Linked DNA regions of Mus musculus: region 2 is linked to region 1. A link is a loop called in an ENCODE intact Hi-C map of the cell type or tissue named here. Cell type or tissue: heart. All regions are shown on one strand.

The links. Hi-C counts contacts between places; a loop is a spot of excess contacts. Peaks named below come from ENCODE experiments on the same cell type or tissue, not always from the same donor. Only the 100,000 strongest peaks of a DNase experiment are listed, where the experiment ranks them.
Region 2: a loop joins it to region 1, with 2.5 times the contacts of the local background. A loop is called at or near these places in 2 of 42 quality-filtered maps.

The regions. Positions count from the first base shown.
Region 1 is chr14:73,507,987-73,512,986 of GRCm38, forward strand. It overlaps Med4 (mediator complex subunit 4), which reads left to right and starts at 2,063. Exons shown (of 7, transcript NM_026119.3): 1 at 2,063-2,199; 2 at 3,169-3,235. The coding sequence starts at 2,075. In heart, no CTCF peak of the experiment used is centred here; DNase peaks (open chromatin) are centred at 85 and 2,015; H3K4me3 peaks cover 1,520 bases; H3K27ac peaks cover 783 bases.
Region 2 is chr14:73,323,565-73,328,564 of GRCm38, forward strand. It overlaps Rb1 (RB transcriptional corepressor 1), which reads right to left and starts at 2,258. Exons shown (of 27, transcript NM_009029.3): 1 at 1,959-2,258. The coding sequence starts at 2,077. In heart, no CTCF peak of the experiment used is centred here; DNase peaks (open chromatin) are centred at 1,387 and 2,297; H3K4me3 peaks cover 2,500 bases; H3K27ac peaks cover 2,221 bases.

The sequences.
Region 1 (5,000 bases):
TCCGAATTACACAGCTTTGCTTATGAGTGGATTTATAAACATGAGTCTCCCCGGGGATTGCCAGCTCTGGAGTTCTTGAGTCGGACTCCACAGGACAGTGGGCAGGACTAGACCTGAAATGAAGACAGCACACAGTCATGACCACTGCCTGTGAATGGCACCTTATTTTTGATAACAGCAACATGACTCAGCATGGAGTCCCCACTGCCAATAACTGGAGCCTAGGTAGGGAAAGTTCCCTGCTGTGTTGATCTCTGCAGGAGTGGGAGGAGGTGCAGCTTCAGTGTTGACACCCAGGCCTGCCTTGGAATTAGGTGCTTTGCAGATGATTTACACTATTTTCTTTTTCTTTTCTTTTCTTTTCTTTTCTTTTCTTTTCTTTTCTTTTCTTTTCTTTTCTTTTCTTTTCTTTTCTTTTCTCTTCTCTTCTTTTCTTTTCTCTTCTTTTTTTCTTTTCTTTTCTTTCTTTCTTTCTTTCTTTCTTTTTTTTTTAGAGATTTGTTTATTTATTATATGTGAGTACACTGTAGCTGTTTTCAGACACACCAGAAGAGGGCATCAGATCTCATTATGGATGGTTGTGAACCACCATGTGGTTGCTGGGATTTGAACTCAGGACCTTTGGAAGAGCAGTTAGTGCTCTTAACCTCTGAGCCATCTCTCTAGCCCTACACTATTTTCTTGAATGACAGTTTACACTATTGATTCATTCATTTCAACAGTCACCTTGAATAAAGAGCAGAGCAGTTTGTTGGAAGATATACAGGCCTAAAGATGAGTTCCGAAAACCAAGAAGGTAACCCAGCTAAATGCCATCTGATAGGGGGTACGGTTAGCACATACAGGAAGTATTATTCAGACTTCAAGGGAGGGGTATTCTGGCACCTATTCCAATGTACATGAACCATGATAGCATTATGCTAAATGAATCAGCCTGCTATAGGGGCTCAGCATTCAGTAGGCTGTAATGAGAAAGTGAGTTCCTTCTTAGTTTAGGACTAGTTTACACAACAAGATTCGGTCTGAAAAGAAGGAAAGAAAGAAAGAAAGAAAGAAAGAAAGAAAGAAAGAAAGCAAGCCAACCAAACAAAGCCCAAATCCCCCAAAACCAAAAAATAATAACAAGCAAACCCCCAAGCCCCAAACTAGAACATGTGATTCTACTCATTCAAAATGCATAGAATAGCCAGACAAACAGAAAGTACAGTGTGGTTTTCAGGAACGGGAAGTCAGACCTTCATGAGCACACCTTTTTTACATTTTACAAGTTGAAGAGTTTTGGGGATGTTATTTAGCCGCAATTTTTTGTTTGTTTGTTTTGTTTTGAGACGAGGTTTCTCTGTGTAACCCTGGCTGTCCTGGAAGTCACTCTGTGACCAGGCTAGTCTCTAACTCAGGAGATCTGCCTGCCTCTGCTTCCTTGAGTGTTGGGATTAAAGGCATGCCTCACAACTGCCTTGCTTAACAGCAATTTAGTGGCAGTGAACCCTACACATACAATGGTTAAGATACTGAATTTTAGTAGCGGGGCATGGTGGTACACCCCTTTAACCCCAGGACTCGAGATGCAGGCAGATCTCTTGAGTTCGAGACCAGCCTGGTCTATAGGCCAATTATATGTATTTTGCTACCAAACAACGGAATGGGGAGGGAAGAAAAGATTTTACTTCCTGCTCTAAGTTTACTACAACTTCACGAGAGACCAAACTTGATGGCTGGGATTTTATCGGAATACAGACAAAATAGAAGTTAATAATTATGTAATTTCCCCAGTTTAAAAAAAAAATCTTTTGTTAGAAGCCTTCCACTGATGCTGAGGAAATAAAACCCAGGAGACTGGGAACTGCATCTCTCATCCTGGGTCCGGTTGGAGCATGTCAGATTGGAACGAGTCACAAGCCCTCCTTTGCCCTGTAGATGGCGCTAGAACTGTAGTGCACCTCCAGGCACATAGGCGGCGCTCTAGCCGGACCTCTCCGTCCCGACCTCTATTACTCTTCTTTCCTTCTTCCGGTTCCGCCCCTCCTGTGGCTAGCTCACACTGCGCATGCGACGGCTGGTGGTCAGCGGGGCGATGGCGGCTTCTTCAAGTGGTGAGAAGGAAAAGGAGCGGATGGGAGGCGTTTCGGGAATGGCCGGCCTTGGCAGTACGCGAGAGCGGCTTCTGTCTGCGCTGGAAGATCTGGAGGTCTTGTCGAGGTAACCGCGGCCCGGGAGCCTGCTCCGGCCGGCTCGGCTGTGGGCGCTGACTTGGGTAGGCGGGCTTGGGAGGCTCCGTTGGACGTGGGGTCTAGGGCCTTCGGGGGCTTTGGGCCGCATTTCCCCGCCAAGGGGACATCTCAGTCACATGACCTGGAAACCAAGGCAGTCAAAACTTTAGTAGCCGGTAAGAGGGGCAGATCCGAGCCCCCTCAGTCATTGACACGCAACAGACATTTAAAAGCACGCTTCCCCCCAGTAGTCAAGGGGAGGCTAGATGCCAACACGAAGGAGCCCAGGGTGACAGGAGAGACAAATGTGTTAAAACGCTATGGACCAGATTTCTAAGGGTTGAGCCGCAGCCTCCTGCAGTCCACCGATGGGATTCCTATTCTGGTGGTAGCAGGGCACACGTCCCCAAGAAATGGGCTGCTAGTCAAATCAGATTTGTTAGGCGTCTGATAGATAGCCCATCATCTGAAAAAGCCTGGAAACATCAGGCAGGGCACAGTGGGGTTGGCTGGTGTGTGGCCGAGATAGAGTAAATTGGATGTCACACTCCACATCGTCGTGATAGTCTTAAATCTATCAGTTGAAGTCTTATCAAGGGAAGGCAGCCATGGCCACCGTCTTACAAGAAAACATAATTTACACAAATGGCAGCACTATTGGCCTACAGACCTACATAGTTGAGTCAGGAGGTTTTCTTGTAAATCACAGCTGAGTCTTTATCACGTGCAGTTAGCCAGCGAATGCTGAAGTGTTTGTAGTCACCATGAGAGTCCAGCATGTTAGGAGGACCATAAACCCAACAATCGGTTGGGGCAGGGAGCAATTTAAACAGTTTCTTTTGTGTTTCTACTGTGTTATGAAAAGGTTTCACTAGATATCTGAGGCTGGTCTGAGTCCTCCCAAACACTGAGTTTACAGGCAAGTATCACCATACCGTGATGGGTGTTTTTCTTTTAGGGAACTCATAGAAATGCTTGCAATTTCAAGAAATCAGAAGCTATTACAGCTGGAAGAGGAAAACCAGGTAAACTTTTTGTTGTTGTTTGTTTGTTTTTTATTAAAAAGTTATTAATGCCGGGCAGTGGTGGCTCGCACCTTCAATCCCACCACTTGTGGGGGAGTGGCAGGTGGATCTCTGACTTCCAGGTCTACAGAGGGAGTTCTAGGGCAGCCAGCACAGATAAACCCTTTCTTGAAAAAAAAATAAGAGAGATAAGTTAATGTTTGAAAGTTCATATTTATTTTGTGTGAGAGTAGGGATGCTTCTTGAAGTCTTTTAAGTTGATACTTAAAAAAAAAAAAAAAAAAGCATTATTTTATTTTTGGGTTTTTCTGAGATTGTCTCACTGCCTGTTCTGTAATTCCGTAGACCAGGCTGGTCTCAAACCCACAGCCCTTGGCCTGCCTCTGCCTCCGAGTTCTGGGATTAATAAAGGTCCGTGTCAGTGTGCCCGGCACATTGATACTTTTCTTTATAGCACTTATGTAACACAGTGCCTATGAAAGTTCCCAGCCATACATAGTGGCTCACACCTTAAATCCCAGCACCGGAGTGTCCCAGGGAGACACATCGCTGTGAGTTGACGTTCTTCCTGGTCTGGATACAAATTTTATTCCTTACTTTTGAGTTAATCAACACAACCTTACAAAATGGAGACAAAGATAGAATGCTGGGAGGAAGTTGTTATTATAAACACCTGTATGTTGCTGCTTTATCCCCGTGAAACTTGAATGGAAATCAAAGATCCTCTCACTCTTACACGCTATGTATACTGTTCATCCATTCTCTTTCCTTTCCTTCCCTGTGCTTTCTTCCTTTCTCTTTTTGGAGTGTGTGTGTGTGTGTGTGTGTGTGTGGAGGGGTAGTGTTCAAGACAAGGTTTCTCTTTGTATGTAGCCTTGGATACTCTAAAACATACTCTGGTCACCACAGGGTCATAAGAGTGGGTGAGCTGCCCTGCTTCCTGATGGCTACAGCGCTTAGGAGAATTGACGCCGCACCTCACCAGGACGGCACAGTAGAGCTGTCCCTGGGTGGGGGAGCATAGGTGACCCAGCCCCGAGCTGGCCCAGCCATTCATCTACTGTGAGGTTTCCTGGGTGTGGGGGGGAATGCCCCTTACCACCTACAGTAGTTGAGAGAGCTGGCCCTGCCCCTTGCTGCCTGCAGCACTTTGGAGAGTGGGCCCTGCCACTTGTCTGTTATGAGGTGGTGTGGGTGCAGGGGTGATGCCCTCCCCCTCTTCCCCTGTCATCTGTGGTAGTCTGGAGAGTCGGCCCCAAGGCATGAATATAGGAGACTTAGCCTTGCCCACTCCCTAGCTGTAGCACTCAGGAGGGTGGGTCTGCACCACCTGAGCTAGAGCTGATGGTGAAGGTATGGGTGAGCCAGCCCTTAGGGTGTGAGAGCAGGAGAGCTGGCCCAGTCCCTTGACTGGGCAGCACAGTGGAGCTGGCTCTGGAGGAGTGTGTGCAGGCGAGCTGGCTGCTGCCAATGGTGGCACTGGGTGGCCTATTGGGAGTAGTGCTGAGAGCTCCCTGATGGTGCAGATAACAGGGAGCTGCCACCCAGGCCCAGATCCAAGTGTATTTTTCCAGTGTCATATCTCACACCTGCACCCTTTGGGAACCGCCATCCTGCCTCCTTATCTTTAAGATTTCACTATCTTTATGTTAACAGTAATGATAATTATTAAAACCTATGAAAAATAGTGGATTTAAATTAAGGGGTGTGTGTTGTACTCCACCACCACTATCCAGCTCCTTGTCTTTTTTTTTAAGATGAGTTT
Region 2 (5,000 bases), 180 kb before region 1:
TTAATGGCAGTTCAGAAGAGGTAGCAAATCCCTATGGTGAACACACGTGACAATAGGTAAGTCAGAGATCAACTGTAAGTGCTTTTTGAGAACCTTAGTGGCAATGAGTAACCAAGATGAGACTATGTCTTGTAAAGTTTAATTTAAAGGAGAACTTTTTGAGAATTCTCCAAAGTTAAAAGTACATAAAAGAGAAAGAAACTGGGTCTGTCTTTCCCACAGGCAATGACCAGAACTTCAATGTGTACAGTTACTCTACAATAATCAGTAATAAGTCCATAGATGGCATGGAATCTTTTAGAATACATGTTACTGCTCTTTCTAAAGTGAAGCTTCCACACACTGGATACATCAGAGTTTAATTAGAAACAAAAGCAAACTCTTCCCCTGGAACAGTTTTTATTCTGTATTTATTTTTTAAGAACATGATTTTTATTTGGTCCATAAGAAAATCCATCTAATATGAATTTTAATAGACTTAGACAAGCAATTTCCAAAATTATTTCAGTCTCTTAGGATTTGACCTGAACTCTGTTAAGAGTCTGGGTCTCACAAAGAGCCTTGATTGATGCTCAATGAGAAGAAAGGAGCTTGATAGCCCATCAGGGCTACAATCCCAGAACTTGGGAGGCAGAGGCAGTAAAACAGAGAGCTTAAGGCAAGCCTGGGTTACAGAGTCAGAGTAATTAAAAACAACAAAAACACCCCCTCCCAAAAAAACAAAAACAACAACAACAACAAAAACTCGAGAACTTAATGATGGGCTAGAAATTGAAGGACCGTGAGAGACAAAAACAACTCCCATCTACAATGGATCTATACTCTCAAAACTAGTGCTGACAATAACAACAATCATATTGTTTCAATTTCTGTTACTTAATCACACAGTAGCACAGTCAAGAAAAAAAATGTTGAAATACAATAAATATCTCTCTGTTGTTCTTATTGGATCCACATGAACTTAAGTTTAGATTCCACTTAATAAATGGAGAGAAAAGTTCTTTGAGAGAACACAGTACCAAACACAAGACCAAAAAAGAAAAAAGGGAGGGGGAGGCACCAGAATCCGTGAATGCTCAAAGGCAAAAGGCAAGAAATAATGAAGCATGCTGCGGGCCAATCAGCACGCAAGAAGAGTTCTACCCTGAAAAAAAAGGGGAACAAAGTTTAGAAACTTCCAAGCCCTTGCATTTAAATGTCTCCTGAAACTTTTGCCCACATACCAGTTCTTCTAAGAGTTCTGCTCCATCAGTCTCCACAGATGGCTTTAAATCCCCCCGGGCCTCAAAGCATTGTTCTAAAGAAACCCCCACAAAGCCCGGGAGCTGAGGACCCCGTGAGCAATTGACACCCACGACCCTGCGCTTTGCCTACAAGGCTTTTCTTGGCCTCTCCCAGGACCAAGCTGCCGATGCAGCGCAAGCTCAGAGAGGGCAAGGCTCCCAACTGTTGCATCGCAGGACGACTGCAAAAGAGAAAGTCAACCCACCCCGGGGGTGCTTCGGATCTCCACGGAGAAAAAAGGGAGGAAGAAAGAAAACAAACACCGGTCGAGTTTTTTTTTTCTTTTTTTAAATATTTATTTCAATTGTTTTTGCATCTGACCGGGGCTCTCCGGGACCCGCCGGCTCCGCGCCTGGGCGTCGCTGGAGTAGAGCCTGCACCTGTCACTTCGCTCGGGAGCAGGAGCCCCACCCGCCCGACACCTGTCAAGCCGCAGCCCAGACCCCTTCGGGATGCCCTCCCCGTCGCCCGCGAGCCCGGGACCGTGTCAGCGCGCCGCCGCCACCCCCGCAGAGATGGGGGACCAAGGGGACCCCGGAGACCCGGGGCGCCGCTCCTACCGCCAGCCCGGCCCCGCCGAGATGCGCCCGCCCGGCGTCCCCGCCGGGATGCACCCGGCGTCCCCGCTCCCTTCCCTTCCCTTCTCTCCGGCCCGCGGCGGCCGCGCTCCTCACCTGGCCAGGGGCAGCTCTTCGGGGCCGCTGTCCTGCGCGGGGTCGTCCTCCCGAGGCGGCGGCGGCGGCGGTGGCGGGGGCTCGGCGGCCGCGGCTCTGCGCGGGGCTTTGGGCGGCATGACGCGCAGCGCGGGCCGGCGCGAGCAGCCGAGGGAGGCGCGCGGGGAGGCGGGCGGGCGCGCGCGCACGCCGGGCACGCCCCGTCCTCACCCGACTCCCGTTACAAAAATAATGGGAACGTCCCCCGAGGAAAACCGGACGCGCCCGGCAACCGAGCGCCCGGGCCAACCGCGGGAAAACGTCACTTCCGCCCGCGGCGTCACGTCCGCGAGGCTCGCGGGCCGCGGGCGTCAGTGGGGAACCGGGGCGGCGGTGGCGGCGGCGGCGGGCAAGGGCGAGGGCGAGGGCGAGGGCGCGGGCGGGAAGCCGCGGGGAAGCCGCGCCTGCCCGGGCCTGTCTCCGCCCGCGTCGTCCCCGTGGGCGGCGCCAGCCGAGGCGGGGCCGGCCCGCTGCGAGGAGCCGCGGCCTCTGGGAGAACGCTGGACAGGGCGCGCCCCTCGCCCGGCCCGCGCGGCCGGCAAAACAAAAACAAACGTGCCGGGCCAGTGGGAGGTGGGCTCGGCCCGGGTGGGCGGTCCAGGGTGGGGCCATTGGTGGCCTTCTGGAGACAAGGGAAGATGGGCGATGCACGCACAGACTATAGTCTTTTGATGGGGAAACAGGAGGCGCGGTCCGAGCGGGACAGATCTTAGCGGGAAAGTAGCTTTTGAAAACCAGTTTGCCAGGCGGACCCGACTTTGAAAAATCGCTTACAAACGCGTTTGAGACGAAAGCAGAAAACCAGTTGGCCGTGTTCATGCGCACGATCCGGCCTCCTTTCATAATGGTTTCTCCGAGACAGCCGGTCAAACTGGGAAGGTCGGCATTCCACTTTTGCGGGTTGGAAGTGGGGAGTTCGGGGAGCCAATTTGCCCGCGTCACATAGCAGGTCCCTGGCAGAGGACTCGAACCCAAGTAATATTTGTCTGACCATGTCGCCGACGCACAGACACCGGAAAAGAGCATACTTTATACTAGAACTACCTACCGCCACCAAAAGCTGGCTCAGCAATGGTAGCTTTTCTAGTTACGTTTTACCTGTCAGTCAACATAATTTTCTCCCTTTGTCAGTCCTTATTCATACAACTCACTAATTGAAGTGCTGTGAATAAAATACAGTTGTTGTTCTGGTGTAAACTATCTTGGAACAGCTGAGCAAGGACTGAGGAATCGAGAACTTAATTGGGTAGGTTGCAAGCCTGGGCTTATTTTCTGCCTTGATGTCAGATGAGTGAAGGATACATGGGCCTCCTTCAATTTTCAGACTTGCCTAACTTCAGAAGCCTTCTAGAGACCAAATGTTTGTCAGGAGGTAGAGCCCCAGGCCCTGATGCAGCCACGGAGAATGAATGGAATTAAAATAGCACTTGAGTTCACTTTGTCCCAGATTTAGGCAAGAGCTCAGGCTACATACAGTCTAGGTTTGGTGAAGATAAAAGATAGACTGTGGGAGCCTGATCAAATAATATACAGAAATGATACAGTCCTGCCTCATAATTATCAGAGAATGTGACACTTGGCCAATTGATGCCACCTTGGTATTTGTGGCAAGCTACTCTTAAGTTTGAGACAGAATGGCAAAGGAACTTGGGTCCTCAGACGCGTAACAGAGCTGGTGACCGGTCATCTCTGCTGGTACTGACCTCAAATCAGCTGATGGTCAGCTATTTGTGTCAGAAGTCATTGTAACATGTTTCCCCCATAAGCCCCTTTCAACACACAGATCAAAGTTGAGCCTGACCTGGTAGCTCAGGCCCATAATGCTCAGAGCCTAAGGCAAGAAAATCCCAAGTTTAAGACAGGCTTTGGCTATAGAGTGAGTTGAACTCCAACCCGGGCAACTTAGTAAGACTCTGTTTTATAATAAAAAGTGAAAAGTCTGGGATATAACTTAATAGTAAAATGCTTACCTAGCATGTGAGGAACAGTGATTCCAATACTCAGGGACAAAGAGAGAGAGGCAGAGGCAGAGACAGAGAGAGACATCATTACAGCCTTAGAATCTAATAAGGCATTGGCCACATGAGAACACAGGACAGCCAAGGAAAGGCTGGGGACTTACATTAGCTCTGCATGTGTAGATATGACTTGTTTTATTTGAACCTAGTTCATCAATACGATTGCAAATGAGTTTTTTTTTTTCAATTCTTGATCATGAATGTAAAAACCTGTTTCAAAAAATAAATAAATAAATGGGGCAGCGCTGGGAATGTAGCCCAGGAGAGGGGGTGTGTGCGGAGGGGATTTGGTGGTGAAGGAGAAATGGAGGCAGGGAAGGAATTTGAAAAGGCATTTAAAGTGTTTGTGTTTCTGGTAGTTTGCCACCTGGCTATTGGACACCTCCTTCCTCAGACTCTCGAGGTCTTCAGGTGGTCTGCAGCGTGTGTGGGGCTGTTGGGTGGGATGGCTGTGCTCTTGTCATATGCCAGGGAAACTTTAAGGTGAGTTTGACCCTCGCTACTCAGAATAAGTAGAAAGCTGTAAGAATATAAGTATTCATTGTTATTTTCAAAGTCCTTTTCTTTTTTTTTTTTTTTTTTTTAACTGAGCGTGGTTTTGAAAACTCACGGCTAAATTAAGGATGTAAAAGTTTTGTCATTTCTTTTGGATTTTATAGTAGGTTTTTTTTTTTTAAACAAAGCCTGTCTCACTTTGTCAGTAAAAGACACACATCTGTAATGTATTAGTAACAGCAGTAGTAGTAGATTTCACAATAGTCACAGAAATTATTCCAAAGAATTGAAGTCCTATGGGTTTCTCCTGACTTAACTGAGAACTGTAGTCTCTCATGTATCTAGTAGGAGGCTGAGACAGAAGGATTCCACATTCAAGGCCTGCTTGGGTCCAAGAGTGAGTTCACAATTAGATCCTCTCTCAAAATAAAAAAAAGTTAAAAAAAAAAAAAAAAGATGGTGCCAGGCTGGGATGTAACTCAGAATACTT